Regions from separate parts of the Homo sapiens genome. Here region 1 is linked to region 2. Evidence: chromatin contacts called from ENCODE Hi-C or POLR2A ChIA-PET data. All regions are on one chromosome and are shown on one strand. Each heading gives the region's core, a stretch centred on a gene start or an enhancer-like site at or near the end of the contact. The rest is flanking DNA. Distances are from core to core; before and after follow the strand shown. Region 1 overlaps PREP (prolyl endopeptidase). Region 2 holds the start of POPDC3 (popeye domain cAMP effector 3).

Region 1 (7,529 bases), core at 4,841-7,340, 150 kb before region 2:
AGCACAGGTCTTAGAGTCAGGCAGATCCACGTTCAGGTCCTTGATCAATAAGGAACTATTTCTCCCTTGCTCAAGGTGGTATGCTTTCTGTGCCTGGAAGGTATTTAAACCTAGCGTTGCTTGGGGGTGGCAGGGGAGCAGCTGATTCCAGCTGCTTCTCTCGGGGTCACAGGTTGCTATGGGCACTTTCTGCTGGTCCCTTTTTTCTGCAGGTCCCTTGGCCCTGAAGAAAGCACTCCTGGGTTTTTCTTGAGAGTCTGTTCAGCCCCTGGGCACCTGACTGCACTCTTCAACCCTCTTGTACTTAGATCTCCACACCCCTGTAGGCAGTTCTGTTGGACAGGACCCAAGACAACTGCATGCCTGCTTGAAATTCACATCTGTAACCCTGAGACAGCAACCCATTCCAGGCTCTTCCTCTGAAGTAGTTGGCCATTCTCCTGCCTTTTGGATTTCCAGGCACAGTCCCGTTAACTTGCAGGTTTGGATCAGGCACCGATACTCTGTCTGTGTCAGGCTGGGGTTGGTAGAAGGTAATAATCTTGTCACCCTCCCATAGGGTGGGGGACTTACAGGCAAGAACAAGAGGAAATCTTATCACCTGTCTCCTCAAAACCCTCTGTTCACATTCTGACCCTTATTTATATTTGGACGAGGGACCCACGAGTCACAGAACAGATTTTTGACCATTTATTTCAGTATCTTTGTTTAGTGAATCTGTTTCTAGTCACTTTGATAGCCTGATGGCTTCTGTCCAAACTGAGGCAGGGATGTCCCCCTAAGGGTAGTTACAGCCAGCAGTTAGTGAGGGCTTCCTGCATGCCAGGTACAGCACTCTGTTCATCATGCACTGACCTCATGCGTTGCTGCATCCAAATGAGACTTGGGTGGCATAAGTCTTCATATAGGTGCTCCAGGAGTTTTCCGGCACAAGTCAGGATTAAACAGTGATTCTTGTATAGGACACCATCATGGATGTTGTAACTGTTTCCCAAGGCATCTGAATTTCTGCCATTTAAAGCCAAAAGAGGGGTTTTAACTATGCCTTAAGGTGACATCCCATCTTATAGATGTAATGAAATGCAAATTAATGCTAGGAGATTTTGTTGGGGGGGTGATATATTTGTATAACCTTCCTTCTGAAAGGTTATAAGATTTTCAGACTGGAAAGGGGAAACCTTCAGTGTTCACTAGAACTCATCAATTTAAAGAGAAGCATGGTTGAATTTGAATGTGCCATATATCATTAGCACAGAGCGCCCTATTGAGAATAAAAACTAGAGATGAGTCATAAAGTACAGCGGTAAAGTCAGAGCTTTTATTAATGACAGTCTACAAATCACCTTGTCCTTTTGTTATTCACTTCTGTCTGTTTTATAATTCTGATGTGCTCATAGTTAATACAGATTGATTATTCTTTGACAGCTATAATTTACTTCATTTTTCCCCCATACTTTGGTCTCTTTAAAACATTAAGCCACATGAAATATGTTGCCTGATTGAGGTTTTTTAAGAAAGTGCATTGGAGAATGAGCAAATTACTTTTGGCTGTATGAGTTCTTCTTTATGTCCTCACTTGAGAAAACAAAGTTTGCCATACTAATCTCAGCAGCCCAAGATCAAGGCCCCTGGTGATCCTCAGAGTTCCCTCTTTCCAACATCTTTTCATGTGGGTAAATTCTAGCATCCTAAAAACATGAACTGCTAGTTTCTTGGGTTATAAAAATAAGCAGTGTCAAGAACCCCCCCCTTCCACATGAAACCCAAGAAAGGCTTGTCTGTTCAGCACATGTGACCTGTCCCCTACAGCCCTGTCCTCACTTCCACTTGCTGCGGTGTCTCTCCCTCTGGGTGACCTGGCCCTACCTCAGGCAGACCTCTGTGCTTGCCCTTCGTTTTCTCCTTTCCTCATCACCTCTCACTCCTGCTCTCCCAGCTCTGTCACTGAACGCTGTCACTGAAAGTTGCAGCCCTGGGAGTTAAGAACTCATTTCTCTACCTTACTCTCCATATCCCTGCAGGCATCAAGCCCTGGCTATTCTTCTTGGGAAATACCTTTCATTTGTTTTCTTTCCTGCCCAGACTTTATCTCCCGCTTGATGTGGTGTTCTCCCCGGCTTGTTGCAATAGTGCTCTTACTCTTCTCCCCTCCGTAGACTTCCATTGTTCTGCATTCAGCTGTTAGACACGTGCATCCTTTATTAATGCCATCTTTATGTTGCCCTTGTGTTCAGACAGTGGCTCCACAGTCACAGGTAACTAAACTGCTCTCTACCTGGCTCACTGGATGGCCTATCAGGCCACCACCAGCATCTCCATCTGCCCCAAACTGAACAACACTTCCTCTTGAAAACGGATCTCTCGTTTGTTCTCTTTACCAGTCTTCCTTCTGTCCTTTCTATTCCTTTCCCCTCTCCTCATTCCTGGCTGTGGCCTTCATGCCAGGAGTGGCCTATCTTCCTGCACCTCATCCAGTAGGATGCTGTGCTTTTCTTGCTAGCACCCATTTCCCCTCCATCTCCACACTCCTGCACTTGAGACTCAATTCAGCCCTTGCTTTAGGGCTGTCATTTGTTTTGGATCCTCAACCCACCAGTCACTTATCCTTGTTTATGGTTTATTACTTGCATTTTTATATGATTTTGTCTCACGAGCAGAATCGACCTCATCTTACTACTTGTCTCTCTAGCACTTTGCAGGGAATCTGGTGGATAACAAGGGCTTATTACATTTTTATCTAATAAACAATCCTGTCAGACATGAACCGTGATTTGGCTTTTATTGTTTTCCTCCTTATAGCTCCTATAGCATGATAATAGGCACAAAATAGGAAGGCAGGGTTACTATTCCACACATTATCTAGGTCATCAAAAGCCCCTGGCCCAAGAGTATTTTATTTCCTTGGGAAATAAAACAGTCATTTATTAAAGGAATATGTTGAGAACTAGATAAATGATTAAAACCAATTATAAGGCTGGGCGTGGTGGCTCACGCCTGTAATCTTAACAGTTTTGGGAGGCCGAGGTGGGCAGATCTCTTGAGGCCAGGAGTTCAAGACCAGTTTGGCCTACATAGTGAAACCCCGTCTGTACTAAAAATATAAAAATTAGCCAGGCATGGTGGCACACACCTGTAATCCCAGCCACTTGGGAGGCTGAGGCAGGAAAATCCCTTGAACCTGGGAGGTAGAGGTTGCAGTGAGCTGAGATTGCACTACTGTACTCAAGCCTGGGCGACACAGCAAGACCCTGTCTCAAAAAAAAAAAAAAATGTAAAAGTGACTTTGCAAGTCTCATTGCTGCATAGCCCTATGTGTAGCTCTGGAACTGTTGCTCAATTAAATGTGTTTTCATTAATTTTTTAAATTGCATTAGGTTTTTTCTCTTCTTATCCTTTCAGAATGGATAGCTTGTGTCAGGTCCAACTTCTTGGTCTTATGCTACCTCCATGACGTCAAGAACATTCTGCAGCTCCATGACCTGACTACTGGTGCTCTCCTTAAGACCTTCCCGCTCGATGTCGGCAGCATTGTAGGGTACAGCGGTCAGAAGAAGGACACTGAAATCTTCTATCAGTTTACTTCCTTTTTATCTCCAGGTAAGTGTTTTTTCACTGTTGCTGTTCACTTTAAAAATCCGACTGGTGTTTGGGTTTCTTTGGGGAAATGGAAGTATAATGCTATGTTATTGAAAATCACATATGCTGTATTATAGCCAAAATTACTTAATGGGAATAAAACGGTAGAACAGATGCCCAGAACAAAGGGAAATGTAAACGCCTAAAATGGCACTCTCATTAATCTTATATTCCAAGTCTCTGTTCCTCTGGAGGCAGGAACAGCTAACGTTCTAGATTGATTAAAAATTAGTACCAATGGGCCAGGCACAGTGTCTCACTCCTGTAATCCCAGCACTTTGGGAGGCCGAGGCGGGTCACAAGGTCAAGAGATTGAGACCATCCTGGGCAAATGGTGAAACCCGTCTCTACTGAAAATACAAAAATTAGCTGGGCATGGTGGCGCGTGCCTATAGTCCCAGCTGCTCAGGAGGCTGAGGCAGGAGAATCACTTGAACCCGGGAGGTGGAGGTTGCAGTGAGCCGAGATCGCGCCACTGCACTCCAGCCTGTCAACAGAGTGAGACTCCATCTCAAAAAAAAAAAAAATTAGTACCAATGAATACAACATTTGATTCAGTCTTTGGTCTATATGCATGAGAACACAGTGCAGATACAAAATGTAAAATCTTTAGCTACATCTGACAAAAAATGTTTTCTGGAATAAGCTGAGAATCAATTCTGCTGTTGTTAAACTGAAATAAAATGTAATTCTAAAAGTATAGTCTTACATCATGAAAACATGGGTGTTATTTGGTTCTAGTAGGAAAGGGAAACACTTGTTAAGTTGTGGTTTTACATTTCATGGTACGGGTTAATTTTCCCCAAAGTAAACATAGCTCTCTTTTTAACTTAAAAAAAAAATTGGTCACATTCATTTTGCTTTGTTTTGTTTTTTTCCTCCATTCTGTCCATCTGCACTGTTTTTGTAGCGTCATGGCCATACACACACTGATTTGTCCCAGGAGTCTGGCTCAGTTAGCAGTTTGCAGTTGACCAGGCAGACCCTGTCCTAAAAGCAATCTGGCTGAAAAAAGTCTGCACTTTCCTTATGCACATATGTTGAACTCCTCCAAAGTGCTTTTTGTCCCACTCAGTTTTGCTGCAGTCGTTTGGTCATTAGACAAAAAAAGCAGTCTTAGGGGAGAGCAAGGCAGGTGCTCAAGTGGCCCTGTCCTCCTCTTGGGATTTGGCCAGTTGACAGTGATGTCTCATCACTGTTATTTTGAGCCTCTGAGTCACAGAGCAGGCAATCCATAAGGAATCTTATAGTGGTGGTAGGTTGCTGTCAGGGTTATTAAAACCAAAAGAATGATGTTCTGTAAATAGGTCTGATAGTATACCTTGAAAACCTAGCCAGGCTTTACTTTCCCAAGCACCTTGCAGCGGATCAAGAGAAGCTAGGAAAAGCACCCACAAGAATGTGGAAACCATGCAAGGGCCAGAAGCCAGGAAGTGACCGTTCGAGAATTCGACTTCAGGGTGTCCTGCACCTCCCCCCATTCCCTCTTCCCCCTAGAACCTGGAGTACAGCAGCAGCCAGTGGACAGATGAGGAAAATCATTTCTTCTAGATAGCCATTCTTAGCCCACTGCTGCAGGGCCCACAGTTAATTTCCTCAAATTTACACTGGGTACAGAAGTTTTACTTTGGAAAATTTCGTATCTTAAATAGTTTAAATGGATAAAGGGCAATGAGGAGGGCAGTGAGGGTGACTCACCTGCTCTTAAAAAAAGCTGGAGTCCCCAAAGGCCTGTAAACCTCCTTCAGTGACCGCATGTGACCATTTATGTCAGGAACAAGCTCATCATTACCTGGGGAAGAAAGGGCTTATTGTCCAAGTGTAAAATGCTGGGTTCTGTGCCAAACAATGAAATATTACCCGTGACTGTGGCTGTGAAATTTGAAAAGAGAAGTGTGTTCCTCGTTCTGTACTGCCAGGCATTTTCTGACCAAGCTTTAATTTTCTGACCAAGCTTTGTCTGTCTCCTTTTACTAGTTTTGCCTCCATTTTTCTCTTTTCTCTGCCGAATGCAATTTGATTTCTAAAACCAGAGAATGGGGCTTCCGGATTCAGATCTTGTGAGACCAAATGCAAAAACAGCCATCAGATAATTAGATTAGATCTCATGAAAGCATGGATTGTCAGTGTGGGTATATACACATAGGCTCACAAGTAGTCTTGCACTGGTGTCTGAAGGCTAGCTGTTCACTACTACAGTAAAGAGCAGAGGTACTCAATTATATGTAAAGCCCCAGGGTCACAAATAACTGCAGCTCCAGCTTCCTGCTGCAGACATTTGATAACTCTGGCAGGTGCACACCAGCTGACTTTGTTTTCCTTGGAGGTACATGGTGAAAACACATCTTGAGCCCAAGCCATTTATGACTTACTTTGGCACCTTGAGTCACATTTGGAAAAAAACAGGCAGCCATAGCAGCTTAGAGCACAGTGCACTTATTCTCTGTGGTTCAAACCACTTAGTGGTTGAACCGGTGAACTCTGTACTTGTGGAACCTTGGAGAGTTGCCTAGGGTGAGCTCCAGACCTGCGTGTTGTAATAATCCAGTAGAGCAGTCCCATATGCATGGCTCTGGGAGTCAGGGGTGAGAAATCATAGAAAAACCTTTCACGGATATCAGGGAAAGGCAAAACTTTTTGAGACTTGTTTTTGTTTTTTTCTTTGAATAATGTTAAAACCCAACCTAAAATCAGTTAAAACAAAATCTCCATGGGTTACAAAGTTTGCCGCCTTTTTACATACGTGACTTTTCGGATCCCCTGATTCTTGTTTTGGTAGGTTCTCCTAGAGTTGTCTGTCTTTCTCCTGACTACTCCTACTTCTCCTTACATTTATTTCAGATTACACTGGGAACATACCAACTGATCTCCCTGCCTCCTTCTCAAGTCCAGATACCTTCTCTGGCCTTAAGGGACTTCCACAGTTCAGTTCTCTTTTTTCACCCTTAAACTTTGAAATTTATTTCCTAGCGATCACCTGACCAACTCTGGTTTATGAGTCTAGGATGTTTTCTTCAAACCCCACCTTCCTTGTTCTTATCCTCTGAGCCAAATCAGATGGGACACAAAGCATCATTAGATTATAGGGATTCACATTATGCTGTGAATATGCAATGGGCTAACCTAGATGGATCTATAAACAGAAAGTATCGATAAAATATATTAAGTGCCAGTACCTTCAGGTTTAACACAGCCTCCTTCAAGGTACCACTTCTGGTGCACAGGACAGAAGAATAGGGAGGTCAGGCATTTGAAACTCTTTCCGTGTACAGTAACCAGCCCCTGTTGCATATTTATTTCATTCTGTGGTTAGATTTGATGTCTCAACCTTTCTAGATAAACAGGCATTTAGAGTATATTTCCTACTCATTGTCTTTCACTACAGAACTTGCATTCTAGTACTTTGGTGCCTTGTCTCAGGTCACTGAGCTAGCAACTTTCAGAGCTGGGAATTTTGGCTCCCTAGGCCTTTGTCATTTGCTGTACTACAGGTCGTGGTGATGCCAGGGTGAGGCAGGTGCTCAAATGGTGCATGCTTGGTCTGCACGTTGTCTTTTTGTTGTTGTTGTTTGATTATTTATACTTTTTTTCAAGGATTCACATGCTTTTTGTGTTTGTGGGGGGCACCGGGTACTGATCAAGAAGCTCTTAAAAATTAAAATATACCACAAGAGATAGCCTTTTACCCCAAGATTACATTTATTTAGGCAAGTACAGTATTCATTATATCTGGTAAATTAGAATACATGCTCACAGAATGCAATTGGAAGTATATATAAAGGTATATTCTAACAAATATCCAAGCATAACTTAAACTAAGAAAGTCAATACTTGAGTCATGTTATACATCTTACTGTCAGCGTTAATCGTATACCCTGTTATGGTAACCTTAA
Region 2 (7,216 bases), core at 3,917-6,416:
ATACAAAGAACTCTTACAACTCTACAACAGAAAGACAAGCAACCCAACTGAAAAATTGGCAAAGGACTTAAACAGGCATTCCTCTAAAGATATGCAAATGCCCAACAATCACATGAAATGACATTCAACATCATGAGTCATTAGAGAGATGCAAATCAAAACAATGAGATACTACTTCACACCCACTAAAATAGCTATATTTTAAAAAAAGAAAATAATAAGTGTTGCCAAGAATGTGGAGAAATAAGAACACTCATACATTGTTAGTAGGACTGCAAAATGATACAGTTGTTATAGAAAACAGTTTGGTAGTTCCTTAAAAAAATAAACATGGAATTACCATATGACCCAGCAATTCTTCCCCTAGGTGTATAGCCAAAAGTATTCAAACAAAAACTTACACACAAATGTTAATAGCAGCACTATTCACAATAGTCAAATGGTGGAAATACCCAAATGTTCATCAACAGATAATGGATTAACAAACTATGGCATAATAAACAATGTAATATTATTTAGCCATAAAAAGGAAGAAGTTTCTACATGCTACAATGTGGATTAACCTCAAAAACATGATGCCAAGTGAAAGAAACCAGACATACAATGTCATATGTTGTATGATTCCATTTATATTAAATATCTAGAATAGGAAAATCCATAGAGACAAAAAGCAGGTCAGTGGTTCCCAGGGGAGAAAGGGGAATTGGAAAGTGAAGGCTTTATGTGTATGGAGTTTTCCTTTGGGGGGATGAAATGTTTTGAAGCTAGATAGAGGTGTTTGGTGCACAACACTCAATGTGCTAAATGTCACTGACTTGTACATTTTGAGATGGTTACTTTTATGTTATGGTTATTTTACATCAAATTTTTTTTTTAAAAGATGGTTGGCCGCTAATGTACAACCCACTGCAGTCGTTGGCAGTTATTTTATAAATGTATATTTGCTGACAGATATTTTCATAATCGTCATTATGAATCAGGTTATAAAATAAATTATAAATTAAATTTTAAAGATTATAAATGTTAAATTAAAACAAATTATAAATTTTTACAAAGCAAAAGAGCAAACCAAAGAAGAGAAAAAACTGAGAAAGAGAGGGAAGAGAGGCAGGAAACATGAGAGAAGAGAGAGAGAAGGAGGAGGAAGAAAAGGAAAATGCAAAACAAGAGAGGAGAACAGGAATATGAAAGAGAGTTAGAGCAAAAATTTTAAAGTTGGGTAATATCAGGTGTCACTGGGGGTTGTGAAGAAAGGAGAGTGCAGGAAGGAGCACTCTCCTACATACCTGGTAGGGATATAAATGGACACAGACACTCTGGAGCACGATTTGTCAGCAGCAAATAAAATGAAAATGAACATACTCAGAGCCCTACTTCTGAGCATATATTCTGGAGAAATCATCACATATGTGTCCAAGGAGCATGCACACAGCATTTGTTTGCTATATCAAATGCTAGAAATAGGCCCAGTGCGGTGGCTCATGCCTGTAATCTCAGCACTTTGGGAGGCCAAGGCGGGTGGATCACTTGAGGTCAGGAGTTCAAGACCAGGCTGGCCAACATGGTGAAACCCCATCTCTATTAAAAACACAAAAATTAGCCAGGTATGGTGGCAGGTGCCTATAATCCCAGTTACTTGGGAGGCTGAAGCAGGAGAATCGCTTAAACCCAGAAGGCAGAGGTTGCCGTGAGCCAAGATTGTACCACTACACTACTCCAGCCTCGGTGACACAATGAGACTCTGTCTCAAAAAAAAAAAAAAAAAACTACAAAAAACCTAAATAGTTAAGAGGATGGATGCACTGTGATATGTTTGTGAAAACAAGTAAAAATCTAAGCTGTTGGAACTTTAAAACATTTTGAGCCTTAAGGGAATCTGATTATGGGATCTGAGTCACATGTAAACAGGCAGCTATAAAGTAGGCAGCTGTGACCTTTTGTTTTTCTGATTAAGATTAGCCTTTGTCTTTACCTATGTTGTTTTGTAAAATGTTATAAATGACTAAAGGGTACCAGGGAAGACCCCTTCTCTCTTAACTGTTGATCTTCATTATAGAGTAACTTCCCTCTTTCCTCTCTCACACAGACTTCATGACTATCACATTGTCTAAGATGGAATGTTAAATACACTCTTTTAAATAGGAAAAGAAAACAAGCTGTATGGAAAAGAAAACAAATTGTAACTAATTAAATTGTTGTAAGTCATAAACCAGCCTTGTATAGAAAATGTTATAATCCTACTAAGTTTCTTTGTTTTCTGCTGGTATATGCAAGATCTTAACTTTGGAGCACTAACTCCATTCCTTTGGAGTCTGTGTTATCTGAATGGCATTCTCAGCTTTTCACTTGGAAAAATGCTTTTAAACTGGATTCTGATCCTTTCCATTATTTCAGGTAGACATACTAATAATATAATAGTATATAGTCATTTAAAAGAAGAATTTTATATATACTATATATGTGAAAAGATAAATGAACTTCAAGGTATTTTGTTGTCTGGAAAAGAAAGTTGGCAGATACAGTATAATGCCAAGCAATATATCTTAGTATATTGAATTATATTCATGTATTACTTATACAATAAAATGTATAATAACAAAAAATGAGGGATACAGAGAAAGAGAACTCTGCCATGATCAAGGCAAGAAAATACATGTGAAGGAGTAAGAAAGAGAAAAATCAGAATGCAGCAGGGCAGCAGTATTTAACACAAAATTTTCAAAGAGGGATCGCACTCTGTATATACTCTCAAAATTTGGGTCGGGGGGTGCATTTAGGAGTCCAGGCATGGATTAAGTAGATCCTCTGCTCAGGGTTTCACAAAACTGCAATTAAGGTGTCATTGGTTTGTGTTCTCATGTGGATGATTGACTGGGGAAAGATTTACTTCCAAGTTCACTTAGGCTGTTGACAGAATTCATTTCCTGGAGTTTGTAGGACTTCTTGCTGGCTGGCTATGGGCCGGAAGCTGCCTTTCAGCTCCTAGAGGCTGCCCATGGTTCCTCACCATGTGGACTTTCCAAGCATGGCCACTGCCTTCATCAGGCCAGACCGGACAGTCTCTAGAGAGAGTCTGTTCATAAGAGACAGTCTTTTATAATGTAATGTGGTCATGGGAGTGATATCCATCACCTTTGTTATATTTATTTTCAGAAGCAAGTCACAGGTCCCAACCCCTCTTAGGAGGAGGGGATCTAACACAGGTATGAACATGAACAGGTACTGGGAATCAGAAACTATTGGGGCCACTGAAGAATCTGTCACACAGGGATATCTTTGTTGCATTGAGACAGGAAAGCTATTTTAAGATGGTGTGGTGAAAAAGGATAAAAGCTCCTTACTCAAGCTCTAGCTTATCTAACTCTCAGTCAATAGGTAACAAAACACCCAAGAAGCTGTTAACTGCAAGCTCCTATTTCAGAGGGCTAGGGACTTCCCCAGATCCCCGCCTGTACAGTTAGACTTAAACTCCAACCTACATTTACCCCTTCCTCACTTTAATGCTAAAAATTACTCCTGGGGTGGAGATTTAAAATGCTAATGCTACATATGATGTATGAAAAAGCATATTGGGCCACTGTGCAAGCACTAGAAAAACTCCTCCTATAGGTGCCCTGATGTAACCCTCCCCTATAGAAAGACCCTATAAAACTGACCCACACACTATCCTCAGAGCAGTCCGTTCCTTTGCCTTTCTTGGTGCTGACTCCCTTGCGCACAAGCTGAATACACTTTCCTTTGCTGCTATGTTTGGTGATCTCTGTTAATCTCTATCATGGGAGATCATAAGAATCCAGGGCAACAGTAACAGCTTCTGAGTTTTTAAATTAAAAATAACAGTAATATAATCCTTAAATTTTTAAAATGTAGGACACTAAACAAGTAAAATCTAAATCCAGAGTACATCTGACCTCAAAGTTCATGGGCTTCTCACTTCCCTGGCCATAGTTTAAAGGTGTGTGTGTGTGTATATATATATATATACATATATATACACACACACACACACACACACACACACACACACACACTATGGACTACATCCAGTTCAAACTGGATTTCCAACATTTGAGTAAATCCCTGCAATGAAGAGAAAGAGCAAAGGCCTAGGAGTCAACTGGTTTCTAGCCATTTCTGGGGTGTAAGAATATGTGTATTTCTTGATCCTCAGTTCCAGCATCAATTAAAGGGAGTTAATTTTACCATCTATATTCACTGTTTTTGTGGTTACCCTGGGGCTCAAAAAAGACACTGATTGCTCAATAAATTCTTGTTCCTGGAGTCGCTGTTATCAATATGGTTATATAAAATGAAAGCGAACTAGAAGACAGGAGATGACATTCTTAAATTAGTGGCGTGTTTTACTGGTCGTCACCAACCCTCACATTTGTTTCATCACAAAAACAAAACAAAACTTTGCTAATTGCAAAGGAAGAAAAAATGCACCTGATCATTGCTTTAAAATTGTATGCATTTGGTTATTACTGATATGAGCTTTTTGTCATTTGTGTTTTTAAATTTTTTCCTTTTATGATTGTCTATGCCCTTTACTCATTTGCTTTTAGAGATGTTCATTGATTTGAATATAGATATTTTATTTTTCATGCAACAGTCCGTATTTATTGGTTGGGTGCGGTGGCTCACATCTGCAATCCTAAGCTTTAGGAGGCTGAGTCAGGAGGATGCCTGGGCCCAGGAGGTCGAGATTGCAGTGAGCCGTGATCACCACTGCACTCCAGCCTGGGTGACAGAGCGAGACACCATCTCTAAAAAAAAAAAAAATACTATATTTACCTCTCTCTCTCTCTCTCTCTGTCCAATACACCCTAATATTCCCGTCCCCACTATGGTGATTTACCTCTTCATTTTGTTTACGGTGTGTGTGGAGCGGGGGTGAGAGAGCAGGCGTGCAGTTGCCTTGGTTCAGCAGCCAGCCCATCGCTCCTGCCTAGTGTGACTGTGAATACTAGGTGTATGTTACAACCGGGAGCGGTGTACACTCGGGGAACCGCATCTTTGGAAACTTCGGTCCGTAGCGGCCGCTAGGATTCTCCGCAGCCCCGCACCCCGGTGGCCGAACCGCCTGCCCCGGCCCAGACGCAGCCGCCGCGCCCGCCCACCCGGCTGCGCCCCGGGGCGCGCGCCCGTGCCCGGCACCCGCCCGCGCCGCCGCGCCGCTCCGGAGCCCGCTGCGGTCACGCTGCGCCCGGCGCCGCAGGGTGGGCGGCGAGGCACTCACGAGGGGGACGCTGAGGGCTTCCGCGCGGGCCACCCGGGTCAAGCGCGCTCCGCCGGGAAACTTCTGCGGGCGCCGGGCTGAAGCTCCGGGCAGGGCTGGGAAGGAAAGGTAAGAAGGTGAGCCCGGGGGCGCTGCGTCCGCCGCCTTCCGGTGCTGTCCGCACCCTCGCACCTCGCGGCCGCTTCGGGCAACTTAGCGGGCGCGGCTTCTGCTGGGCCGCCGACCCCTGCGAGCGCTTGCGTCTCGCTGCCCCGCGCTGCCCGCGCCGCTCCCTTCCCGGCTCCGGTCAACTCCGCGCCCTGGGGTCCGGGGTCTGGGGTCCCGGCTGTGTCGCCGCTCACAGCTCGGAGGTCTAGGGGATCCTTTGCTGCGGTTCCTATCCGCGCCGACCCCTGAAGAACGCGAGTCGTATGCCCTAGAGGCTTCTGGGCGAATATTCCTCCCAGATCTTTTCCTGCAGGTCCTACTCTGGCCCCAGGCACCCTGGAGCCGAAATAAACAGGCCAGTTTTGCAAGGGAGAAAAGCCGTTCCTAGGGGCCCTTGTCAGTCCTGGGGAAGTCATGCCAGCGCCGGGAGTTTCCTTCCCCCCTACTCCCGCCCCCGGTCTGTAAGCAAAGGGCCTGACTGGTGTCAGTGCTCTCACACTGTTCTCACAGAGTTGGGGGTACAAAAAAGCTGCCTCATCAAAGGTCGCGCGGACCTGTTTTCTCCATTTGGGGATCCCCCTGCCAAAAAAGAAATTTGCCAACCCCTAAATTGTCTTATCACCATGTCGGTTACAGTGGTATAGTTTTGAGGGTCTGTATTTTAGGCAAAGATGAAAGGCACAACCAAAATACAGTAAGAGGGGCAGTGCCAAAAATTTAGCCAGAAGACATTTGCAGAAAGTGAAAAATTCTGTTTGTAAATAATAAATGGAAAAGTAGAATTAGAAGCCCACTTTTGGACGCAATTTGATTTACTAAACTTCGTTGCTTCCTGACTTTTCACTCTAATTCCGGTAGTTAGATATTTTGAATTTGCAAGCCTACAAACTGCAATTGAGTTTTATAGCAGCCTTAAAAAATTATTGTTGCCTGTTCATACTAAGTTTAGTGGCTATTTTTTTTCCTTCTTGTTTTTAATTCTACGGACTGTTGCATGAAAATATCCTCTTGTGAGAGTACAATAACTTGGCATTGTTCTTTGTGACAATAGAAAACCAAACAAGAACTACATGAGACAGAAAATATAAACAAAAAATTGGATCTCAGTTTCCATATTCGCAAAATGAAGAGCTCTGGCTGATCCCAGATTCCAGATATCTCTGAGGTTCTGTCCTGAAAAATCTGTGTGTGTGTGTGTGTGTGTGTGTGTGTGTGTGTGTGTGTGTGTGTCTTCAGGAGTTTGGGATACAAATATTAATTGAAATCTAAGATATTCTCTGTCCTCAAAATTTTATACATTTAAATGGGAAATATTTGATAGTTGAGTTTCTTTAATCATATCAGTCCCTCAAAATAGCTGAATCATGGTGCATCTTCTGCCTCTAAATGGTTACATTCTATGCTATTAAATAAAAATGTGTCATGGGAAACAAAAGTCCCATACTTTTCACCACAAGACTGACTAATACGGTTGACACACTAGAGCACTGATGCCTGCTTATTTTGAAACAGTCTCCAGGAAGAATTAAGAATGTTATGAAGCATTTGCTACAGTATGTGAGCATAACACATAAGCAACATGGCAGGCAAGAAATTTCAAAACTGCTTTGGAAATATCCATGATAGATCTGAAAGTCTGTAAACTGCAGTTGAGATCACATTTTGTAATTATGGTCATTGGTCAGTTGGGATTATGAGCTCCCTCGAGAGAATGTCCCTCCAATTAATAGAAGAGTATATCGAATCACCGATTCGATTGTTTTAAAGGAAGAGAGAAAATGTTTCTCCCTTTTATCTAAGTAGTTATAAGAAAAAGTCTTACAAGGAAAA

Evidence for each region. A loop is a pair of places that touch in the nucleus more often than their neighbours do. ChIA-PET counts read pairs that join two places held with the same protein, here RNA polymerase II (POLR2A). Pooled maps may share reads with other maps.
Region 1: a loop to region 2 is called in a map of gastrocnemius medialis, with 5 times the contacts of the local background. The contact joins the enhancer-like site here to the promoter of POPDC3 in region 2. A Hi-C loop is called at or near these places in 4 of 168 maps with a recorded cell type or tissue (MCF 10A, gastrocnemius medialis and psoas muscle) and 3 of 50 pooled maps. POLR2A ChIA-PET finds 5 or more read pairs at or near these places in 1 of 52 experiments (MCF 10A).

Annotation. Positions count from the first base shown.
Region 1 is chr6:105,324,897-105,332,425 of GRCh38, reverse strand. It overlaps PREP (prolyl endopeptidase), which reads left to right. Exons shown (of 15, transcript NM_002726.5): 9 at 3,400-3,597. Among named protein-coding and RNA genes, the nearest start is that of PREP-AS1, 50 kb to the right of the region's middle. Within about 2 kb of position 6,090, at least 10 of the 41 ENCODE cell types and tissues checked have a DNase peak (open chromatin) inside an H3K27ac peak, as active enhancers do; they include gastrocnemius medialis and psoas muscle, where a contact is called at or near this core.
Region 2 is chr6:105,177,964-105,185,179 of GRCh38, reverse strand. POPDC3 (popeye domain cAMP effector 3) reads left to right here and starts at 5,166. Exons shown (of 4, transcript NM_022361.5): 1 at 5,166-5,347.